2 separate regions of the Homo sapiens genome follow, and region 1 is linked to region 2. The links are chromatin loops, found by intact Hi-C in ENCODE. Cell type or tissue: Caco-2. All regions are shown on one strand. Each heading gives the region's core, and the rest is flanking DNA. Links, peaks and the distances in the headings are about the cores only.

Region 1 (5,387 bases), core at 306-5,305, 330 kb before region 2:
AAATATTCCACATGCATGCACACACAACTCCTCGCAGCTACAGATGATCAGAGTGTGCACAATTTTAAGCAAGATAGAAAACACTCACAAGTCTAAAGCTGGGAACAAATCTCTAGTTTCTTTTTTTTTTCACAGACCCAACCCCTTCATCACTATTATCCTCTAAGTAAGTAATTAGAATAGTTCTCAGGCCTAAGGAGATATGCTATTATTGTTCATCTACTTTTCTTCCTATAATTCCACTGCTTTGCATCCAAGCCTATGTAGCAACCTTATGTGGACACACAAAAGTCATGAGATGATCATTCCTCATATGAGATACTTTAAGCACTGATTTTCCTGGGAATTCATTTCTTCTGTTTCCTGTAACTAAATCTCGTTACCAAAACGAAAGTGTTAATTGCTTAGGCTCTGGAAGCAGACAAAACTGAGCTCAAGTGCCAATTCTGTCACTGGGTGCTATGTGACCTCAGCAACTTACCTGAGCCTCAATTTTCTCATCTAGAAAATGGGGACAATAGCACTTAACTCACAGGAAGGGATGAGATAATGCATATAAAAGTTTAGAAAGTGCCTGTTACAGTAACAACTCAATAAACAACAATTTGTAGAAAAAGTATGGCTTACTACATGCTGAAAGGGGAGCTTGTCTAAACAGCAACATGTTTAAGTTTTTTTGTGACTGTTAAAGTACTTCATTCACAAACTAGCAATCAGATTATACTTTATGAGCCTTAAAATTTACAGAGAAAGTCTTAAGGGCCATATAAGCACACTAATACATTAAAAAAGAAACATAAAGCATTCATCATTCGTCCTCATATCCTTGTTGATTTGTCTCTGAAGTGAGAGACCATATCTACCAAAGTGTGGCTTTCCCAGTGCTGCAGACCCACTGAAATTATTCAATGTTTTCTCAGCATAACTGTAAAATACACGAGGCAAGAAAACATTTCCTAGATAGAAAATTCTATCACTTCTCCTATCTTCTCTTCTCACTTATGGCTGCTCTCTCACCTGCCTGAAGATTTCTAGGTAGACTAATCAAGAAAAGGAAATTAACATAACTGAGTATATATTACATATCAAACACTTGAATATGGTTACTTTATTTCCCTTAATCTGCACAACAATCCCATTAGAAAGGTATTATTACCCTTAATTTATAAATAAGGAAAGCAATACTCAGAGAGACTAAGTAACTTGCCCAGGGTCACACAGCTAGCAAGTGGGCTTTAACTCAAAGTTTGTGTGGTTCTAAAGCATATGTCATTTACACTCTAACATGCTCTAATTAGTTTGTTCAGGGCTAGGATCAACCTAGTATAAAGGGGCCAGGGGCAGTAACTACAGAGACATCCTAGATTTCAGGTAAAATGATGAGGAATATGGGAATGGCCAGGATGCAGTATAGAGCTGAGTGGGAAAAATCTGCTTTTTGTCATCTGGCTCATCAATATTTGTTTCAATCATCCCTTATTTGTAGTTTTTCTCACTCACAGGTGGTAAATAGTTATGGTGAATGTGTCATGTTGGTACAACAGATTATAACCTTATATCATTGCTGATTGGTAATCAGAGAAAGGAACCTGACCCAAGACAGGGCAATTACTCCCTTCCATGGGAATTTTGGATTTGGAGAAAGTGAGACCAGGCTCTCTTTAGGTGGCTGTATCTACAGAACTTGTGAGCTGTTGTTCCATTGTGTTAACTAGAGCCATAGAGGAAGCAAATCTGTAGAAAGAGAGAAAAATGAAGCAGAGGAGAGACACGTTTTAATACCATTCGGGGGCTTGTTTCCAATCCCAGGTCAGCTCTGCTTGTTTTCTTTGATACATTATGGAATCTTTATAATGAATTTCCCTATTGCTTAAGCTAATACAAATTGGGCATCTGTTACTTTCAACAAAGAGTTCTAACCAAGTTGCCTGAGACTTCACATTTAGTGATGAACAATTTGCAGCAAGGGGCTAGGCATGCTTTGTACCTGGGTGTGAAGCTTCCCCTCTCCCCACATCTCTGCTGTCTCTGCATGATTTGCTGACTCCTAATCTTGTCCACTCACTGGTGTAGACATCATCACAGAACATGGTCAGCTATCACCACATCCAGCAGAAACTCAGAGTTACCACTGTCTATCCTCATGGGGTCAGGAAGAACACAGACCAGAGAGAGTCAGCCATGTTGCTTCTGATTTATTTCAGCATAAATTGCATTTTGAAGGTTCTTTCACAACTAGGAAAGAACAAACAAAGGAGTACATTCTTTTTCCGAATTTGGGTTATCACCTTTGATTTATTTTCCACTGCTTTGAAAAAACCTGTTCAGCCAGATTCTCTCACTGCTCTGGCCACTCCCTGGGCAGTGCAGTATGCGCTCTGGGAAACAGCACTCACACTTTCTTTAGGCTATGAGGAGTGTAGAGACAGTAATAGAATTAGTGATAATTGTATAATAATGAGTCATTTATTGAAGGTCTGCATGTGAGACATCGTACTAAGCACTTTATGTGGATAATCTTATTTAACTCTCACAACTCTCAGAATCTTCACAACTCTATATAAAGTTGATATTATTTCTTCCCCTCCCCGCTTTTGCAGATGAGAAAACAGGTTTAGAGGTTGAGTATCTTTTCAAAGGACAGACAGAGTAAGCAATGAAGTCAGGAATCAAACCACACATTCCCACTGCACAGCCTGTGCTCTGTAGTAAGTGACACCCTAGGCCCTGACAGAGGTAAATGGTACCTACACCTGTGTCTTCAGGAAGCCAGGGATCTCGTCCCGATTCTTCCATTAATTTGTTTTGTTACTTTAGGGAAAATACTCAACTTTTCTGGGCCACAGTTTTCTTCTCCTTTATAAATGGGATTATCTCTGAGATCATTATCCTGCCCAAAGCCAGAAAATAACAAGCACTAAAGGAGGGAAGTTTGTGTTCCAGGCACTATGTGTGGTGGTGTAAGGTCACCACCAAGCACAGCTGGAGGGATTCCTTAAGATGGGGGACAGAAGAAGTCATGTGTGATTCCATTAGGATAAAAGACACCCATCAAAACTTCACTGGGCATGATACTTTACCAAGAGAATTTTGGGGATAGGCTGTGCCCTGCCTTCTAGAAGTTTTTAATCTAGTTATATCACCGAGGCCCACTGTGAATGCCTACATGCAGTAGGCACCAAGCTACTGGCACCAGCACCATACAATCTAAATGATTCTCAAGGATCACTTTTTGCTTTGAAATATCTCCTTTGCTGGACTAAAATTCTTTCATTAGATACATGGTTTGAATTATGGTATAGAGTCTCTCAAGATGCAAATACTCCAGAAGCAACAGAGGAGGAAAACAGTCAATAATACCTCAAGGACAAATAGCTTATGAGAAAATTCAAAGCCAACTTACCAGAACAAGAATAAAGCTCTAAGGGAACAAGACCTAACCAGGGGAATGGTAGAGAATAAAGGCAAGGGTTTAAATAGAGAAGGATGGGGGCAGGACTATGGGAGTTGGGAGCTCCACACTGTGGACCTTTTGGGTGGCTGGAAGAAAAGAGAAGGGAGAAAGGAGAAGTATTAGGGTAGTAATATCCTGAGGGGCTGCAGGGCCTGAATCTTCCAGAAAACAGTTAATGATACTGGAAAGGTAAAGGGAAGGATCTCCAAAACAAATCTTTCACCCAAGGGCTGACCTACCAATTAGGCATGGGACACACAGTGCCCAGGGCTCACAACAGTTATAGAACAGAAGGAAAAAAATAAGATTTTAGGTTAAAGAACTGTTTCAAAATATATTAATTTATCTTTTTGCCAACACGGTCATAAAATATAATTTTTAATATTTTTTAAGGAATAAGGGGCTTCAAAGGCAAGGGTACCTATGTTCTATGAAAGCCTCTCACCTCTTAACTATTGTATACTGAAGGCTTATTCTAGGCAGGCACTCTGTGGTGTAAGTCCTTGTTTAATCTCATGGCTCTCTGAGGCTTGTGCTCTTATATACCCATTTCATAAGTGAAAAAATTGAGGTTCCTGACATTAAGATTACACAGTAAAGATATGGAGGCAGGATGCCAGCCCAGACATGTCTCGTTCCAAAGTCCTAATTCTGAACCACTAGCCATACTGCTGTCTTCCCTTTCGGCCTCTACCTTGCCAAATGCTGACAGTGTGCTGGACACAGATAGCCCAGACAGCCAAGACAAAAGTCCAATAGAATGAAGATGCCTTGTGAGCACAGGGCAGAGGTAAAGGCATTCGGGACACAGGGGGTTGGATGGCAAGGAGAGAATGATGACATCACTGGTGGGAGGTTGATGGTGAAAGTTCAGGCCATCACTCCTGAGGCTCCAATATAGGAGAGGAAAGAGACAAAGGTCATTCGGTCAGTCAAAAAGATTTACTAAGCACCAGAGAGAGTTCTGAACCATATCCTATCAAATCATCCCTGGCATGAGGGAAAATATGCAGATGATTAAGCCAGCAGCAGGATGTAAAGGCTTCCAATCAGCACTACACTCAATCTTTGCACTTTTCCCACTACCTAGGTGGGTGAGAAGCATTTTTTATTTTGCATGATAAATCTGTGCCCCACAATTACGTTTAATTCATGAGACTGTGCATTTAATATCACCCTTTCACTGGCCATCCGAGGAAGGGGCTTGTTTTGGGAATGATTTTCAACAAGGGAAGTCCAGTCTGGTTTGCAGATGACACAGAAATCACTGTACTTTCTTTTGCTGAGATCCAGCAAACTGTTTCTTTTCACTCCCGTCCTTGTTCTCATTCTTCCATTTGGACACCTAGATGCTATTTGAGGCCTGCGGTCTCTGCTGGGGAAAGGCATAGGCCTGTCCGGGGCAGGGTTCCAGACACAGTAGCCTGCCTGCCCCAACAGCTGGGGTTGAAGGTATGAGAACGCCTAGGAACAAGGAAAATCCTGCACAGCAGAACTGGGGCTGGGGTCCTCAGTAAACTGCTTCTTTTTAAGTAGCTATGCTTCACTTTTCCAAAAGACTTGAAACATAAACTTTCTGGAGGGATTTGAAAATGCCATTATTGCACAATCCTCTGGTTTCTGTTTCTTCCCCTGCCCCCATCCCTTTCCACAAAATAAATGCATTCTTTGTCTCCGGTGCTGCCCTAGAAACAGGGAATGTGCCACACAAAGGTAACAATTCAGTCCATAGGTCACTTTTTTTCACCCCAGGTAGACTTCTGTCTTTCTCAACCAGGCATAAACACAAGAACCAAATCTGCCACTGCCTACATACTCAAGGGAATATCTTGGTTCCATCATCTGCAAACTTTCCTCGGGCTATTTTACTCATGGCTGATTAGAGATAGGACTGGGGATAGATAACATTAGAAAGAGACCAATCCGAAAGCTA
Region 2 (5,387 bases), core at 301-5,300:
CCCGGGAGGCAGAGGTGGCAGTAAGCCGAGATCACGCCATTGCACTCCAGCCTGGGTAACAAGAGCAAAACTCTGTCTAAAAAAAAAACAAAAGAAATTTATTCATTTATGCAGTCATTTACTTGATAAACATTTAAAAGATATATGCCTAAGACTAGGTGGGATGGACTATGTTAACATAAGACATAATTCTTATGGAATTTATGGCCATAACTGCATCTTTAATATTAGGGAGATGTTTACTAGAGTTTTCCCATCCAATCATAGAATCTTGGATCCAGTAGGTAATGCAAATGTCTTGTGATAAAAACTTTTAAAATGTAGTAAATTACCTTGGATGACTAAACTATCTAGATGGATGGACCTTATTCTGAATTTTCTTTGAAACTAGCAGTATTCTAATAGAGTTTCAATTAATTTAATAAGGCTACTTTGACTAATAGCCATTAAAAGGTAGTATAAAATGTGACATTCCTTTTTTAAAAATTAATAGCCCTTACTTTTAGAGCACTTTTGGGTTTATAGAAAAATTATACAGATCATACAGAGAGTTCTCATATACCCCCTCTTCCATATTCCTCCCCACAATTTACCTAATTATTAACATCTCGGTGTGGCATATGTGTTATAATTAATCAATATTGTTACATTATTATTAACTAAGGGTCATGATTTACATGAGGATTCACTCTTTGTATTGTATAGTTTTATGAATTTTGACAAATACATAATGTCATGCATCTATCATTAGAGTATCATACACAATGGTTTCACTTGCTTAAAAATCCTTTTCACACCATCTCTTCATCATTCCCTACGTCCCTTTCTTTCTCCCCCTTGAGTCTCTGGTTTTAAGAGTTATTGTTATATTTTGGATAACAGTCCTTTATTAGATATGTGTTTTGCAAATATTTTCTCCCAGTCTGTGTCTTCTTGTTTCCTTTTATTAACAGTGTCTTTTGCAGAGTAAAAGTACTTATTTATTTATTTATTTATTGAGACAGAGTCTAGCTCTGTCACCCAGGCTGGAGTGCAGTGGTGCCATCTTTGATCACTTCAGCCTCCACCTCCTGGGTTCAAGTGATTCTTGTGTCTCAGAGTCCTGAGTAGCTGGGACTACAGGCATGTGGCACCATGCCTGGCTAATTTTTATATTTTTAGTACAGATGGTGTTTCACCATATTGGTCAGGCTGGTCTTGAGCTCCTGACCTCAAGTGATCTGCCTGCCTTGGCTTCCCAAAGTGCTGAGATTACAGGCATGAGCCACTACACCCGACAGAAGCTTTTAATTTTAATGAAGTCCAACTTACTACTTTTTTCTTTCATGAGTCATACGTTTGGTATTTTATCTAAAAAGTCATCACCAAACCCAGGGTGACTTAGATTTTCTACAATGTTGTTGTTTTTTTTTTTTTTCTAGAGGTTGTATTGCTTTAATTTTACAATTAAGCTTATGAAACCATTTGAGTTAATTTTTATGAAGGGTGTAAAGTCTGTGTCTAGCTTCTTTTTTTTTTTTTGCATGTAGATGTTCCATTGTTCCAGCATCATTTGTTGAAAATATTCTTCTTTCTCAATTGAATTGCCTTTGTTCCTTTGTCAAAGATCAGTTGAGTATACTTGTGTGGGTCTATTTCTGAGCTCTCTATTCATTGATCTATCTGTTTATTCTTTTTCCACCACCACATTGTTCTGATCATTATAGCTTTATAGTAAATCTCCAAGTCATGTGGTGTCAGTTCTCTGACTTCATTCTTCCACTTCAGCATTGCACTAACTAATCTGGCTCTATTGCCTTTTCATGTAAACTTTAGAATCTCTTAATAATCAATTCTCAAAATAACTTGCTGGGATTTTGGTTGAGATTTTCTTGACACTTTAGATCAAGCTGGGAAGAACTGATATCTTGAAAATATTGAGTCTTCCTATCCATGAGCATGGAATAACTCCATTTATTTAAATCTTCTTTCATCAGAGTTTTGTAGTTTTGCTATTACAGATTTGTATATATTTTGTTAGGTTTATGCCTAAGTATTTCTTCTCTCACTCTTCAGTGTTAATGTAAATGTTGTTGCGTTTCTAGATTCAAATTTCAGTTGTTCATTGCTGGTATAGGAAAGTAATTGACTTTTGTATATTAACCTTGTATCCTGAAACCTTCTATAATCACTTATTAGTTCCTGTAGTTTTTTTGTGTGTTGATTCTTTGGAATTTTCTACCTAAACATTCATGTCATCCATGGGCAAAGACAGTTTTATTTATTCTACTCAATCTTATGCCTTTTATTTCTTTATCTTGTCCTGTTTTATCAGCTAGGATTTTCAGTGTAATGTTGAATAGGAGTGAAAGAACATAGTTACTTTTTTAAAAGAAAATATTTTATGAATTTGATAGTAGAATTAGGCAATTTAATCCCATGTTAAATAAGAATATAAAATTTTGATTAGTAGGGTAGCCAAGCTTCTTATAAAATAATAAATTGCTGAGAAAACCAATTTAAATTCCCCTGGAAACAGCGATTTCTGACTGACGTAATGGATCAAAAGGAGATTTTCTTTTAAGTCAGTGTCCAGGGAGTATGTAAAACAATTGAATAAGGAACCCCTCTTATATTAAATACAAAGCACCCAGAGGAATAAAAAAATCAATAAACATACACACATACATGCAAGACACACCAGGGAGCATATAAAACATATAAAATATTCTCATTTCCTAATTCAATTTGATAATAACAACTAATTTTAAAAATCAGACCTTTAGTGACTATTATGGAGAGACATAGTGGGTGAAAGGAAAGAAATTTTTTAGCATCATTATAGACTACCAGATACCTTTGCTGTATTAAGATTTTTTTAAATGGAAAAACAGAAGAGATAAGGAAGAATAGAAACAAAGGATGACACAGTCACATGTTCACAAGACAAAGAAACGCAAACACACATACTCACTTCATACTGGAGTTGCAAATGTGAACTAGCACAGCTAAAAGGGAGAGACAATTACAGGGACTCACAAAATTACTATGTAGGAGGCTTTCATGTGGATGAAGAGACAGGATAACAAGCACCTGCGGAATAAAACACACACACACACGCACACACACACACACGCCCACCATGAAGCTCCGTTCAAAATTCAAATGCATATAATCTGCAGAAAAACAAAGATACACTCATTTTAAAGCGTGTATCCCTGACACATTTTAAAGTGGATATCCCTGTTTCCATTTTGTTTTATAGATGGTTTGATTCTAACTTCATTTGGAAACATAGATGATCTGAAATCTTAATTTTTGAGAAAGAAAACCCAAATTTAGTCTTCAGGAGAGTTTTAAATATCTTGAAACAAAACAGGGGTTGGGATGCGGGAGCAGGGCAATGGGGACATTTAAGATGGAGTAACATCCCCATCTTGTGGTATATCAGAATATTGACTCTTCTTTTTAACACTATTTTGATTTAACATAGTTTTGGGTAAAAACATATCTAACTTGATTATGGGAACACGAGAGAGTAGTGACACAGGAAATTGAATCTGCAATTTCTCAACCCATTAAATTGTTCATCAATGCTGAACTAATACAAGAGTTACATTAATAAGCGGCAGGTTTAATTACTTAGCAGATGGCTGTTCAGTGTTCACCTTAATGTTATCAGACTCAGCAAAAACAAAGAGATGACCCGCATTTGTATCTATCTGTTCTACAATATATTGTCTAGAGGTTTCATTTTTTATTTTATTTTATTATTATTATTTTTGAGACTGAGTCTCGCTCTGTCGCCCAGGCTGGAGTGCAGTGGCGCGATCTGGACTCACTGCAAGCTCCACCTCCTGGGTTCAGGTCATTCTCCTGCCTCAGCCTCCCGAGTAGCTGGGAAGCGCCTGCCGCCACGCCCGGCTAATTTTTTGTATTTTTAGTAGAGATGGGGTTTCACTGTGTTAGCCAGGATGGTCTCGATCTCCTGACCTCGTGATCTGCCCACCTCGGCCTCCGAAAGTGTTGGGATTACAGGCGTGAGCCACCGCGCCCGGCCGAGGTTTCATTTTTAAAAAATGACAAACATTCTTGTTACTTTCTTGCACTTTTTTTTTCTTTCTTTTTCTTTTTCTTTTTCTTCTCTTTTCTTTTCTTTTCTTTTTTTTTTTTTTTGAGACGGAGTTCGCTCTGTTGCCCAGACTGGAGGGCAGTGGCACAATCTCGGCTCACTGCAACCTCTGCCTCCTGGGTTCAAGCGATTCTCCTGCCTCAGCTTCCCAAGTAGCTAGGATTACAGGTGCCCACCACCACGCTCAGCTAACTTTTTGTATTTTTAGTAGAGATGGGGTTTCACCATATTGGTCAGGCTGGTCTCGAACTCCTGACCTCAAATGATCCACCTGCCTAGGCCTCCCAAAGTGCTGGGATTACAGGCGTGAGCCACCACGCCTGACTATTGTCTTGCACTTTCTAATATAACAAAAAGTGAAGACTACTGCCACCACCAAAAACAATGCTTGCTTTGCTATAATCCTTTTCCTCAGACTGAGACACTTTGGCCTATTTAAAATGTGGGTAATGGCTCTAAAAATGCTTGTTTAGGATGCAGATGTATTCTCTATTTTGTCTTCTTTGACATTTTTATGTGGTTTTGGTTCTTTAGCATATGAAGTTTTATTTTTAATCAATCCATGATTTGTCCCTAAGTTGTTCTGATGGGAATATGAGAATACATAAAGGGAATATGAGATACAGCTCCTAGTGACAACATACTTATAGTCTAGTTGAAGACATAGACATGCCTACAAGAATTATAATTTAAAAACAAAACAGTGCGCAAGTTATTTTGATGTGCCACATCAAATTTTGTAGTTCTTTCCATCTTCTGCTTTAGTCACTCAATTCACTTGATAACTCCTTGAGGAGGCATCAACTGGGCATTTACTATTTTCATGATATTGTACTAGGAGCCATGAAGAATAACGAATAAAAGGTGCAGGGAAATATTAAAGCCTTTATAATCTAGTTTGGGTGACTAACCACAAAAATTTTTGGTGCCTACACCTATGTATAATATATTGACATAAATGGAAAGTGTGGGAGTTTTGGGTCTTAAGTGATAGGTCTCTCATTCACATGTTAAACTTATTTTTAAATATAAAGATAAAGAAAATTTAGAAATGACGGAATAAAAATCTGTAACACTGCTTCATTACCAAGTATTTACTATTTTGATGTACAATTGATTTTCCCCCTCATCTCAGGGTTTAGAGTTCTTAAGAACCACTGTGTAGGAGACTATAGCTGAAGCACATAGACCATATTTAGAAATTAGGACAGGATTACCAAGATCTTAACTCTTTTTAAAATTTAGTTAGAAAATATTTAGGAATAACTCTCATGAA

What was found. A loop is a pair of places that touch in the nucleus more often than their neighbours do. Peaks named below come from ENCODE experiments on the same cell type or tissue, not always from the same donor. Only the 100,000 strongest peaks of a DNase experiment are listed, where the experiment ranks them.
Region 1: it touches region 2 in a loop (15-fold over the local background); 2 of 110 quality-filtered maps call a loop at or near these places.

The regions. Positions count from the first base shown.
Region 1 is chr11:96,093,870-96,099,256 of GRCh38, forward strand. All of the region lies in intron 1 of MAML2 (mastermind like transcriptional coactivator 2), which reads right to left. Among named protein-coding and RNA genes, the nearest start is that of MTMR2, 170 kb to the left of the region's middle. RefSeq lists a silencer at 1,916-2,210. In Caco-2, for the core only: no CTCF peak of the experiment used is centred there; DNase peaks (open chromatin) are centred at 2,352, 2,704, 4,222 and 5,152.
Region 2 is chr11:96,423,569-96,428,955 of GRCh38, forward strand. No RefSeq gene overlaps it. Among named protein-coding and RNA genes, the nearest start is that of JRKL, 36 kb to the left of the region's middle. RefSeq lists a silencer at 4,045-4,257. In Caco-2, for the core only: a CTCF peak has its summit at 3,389; no DNase peak of the experiment used is centred there; H3K27me3 peaks cover 118 bases.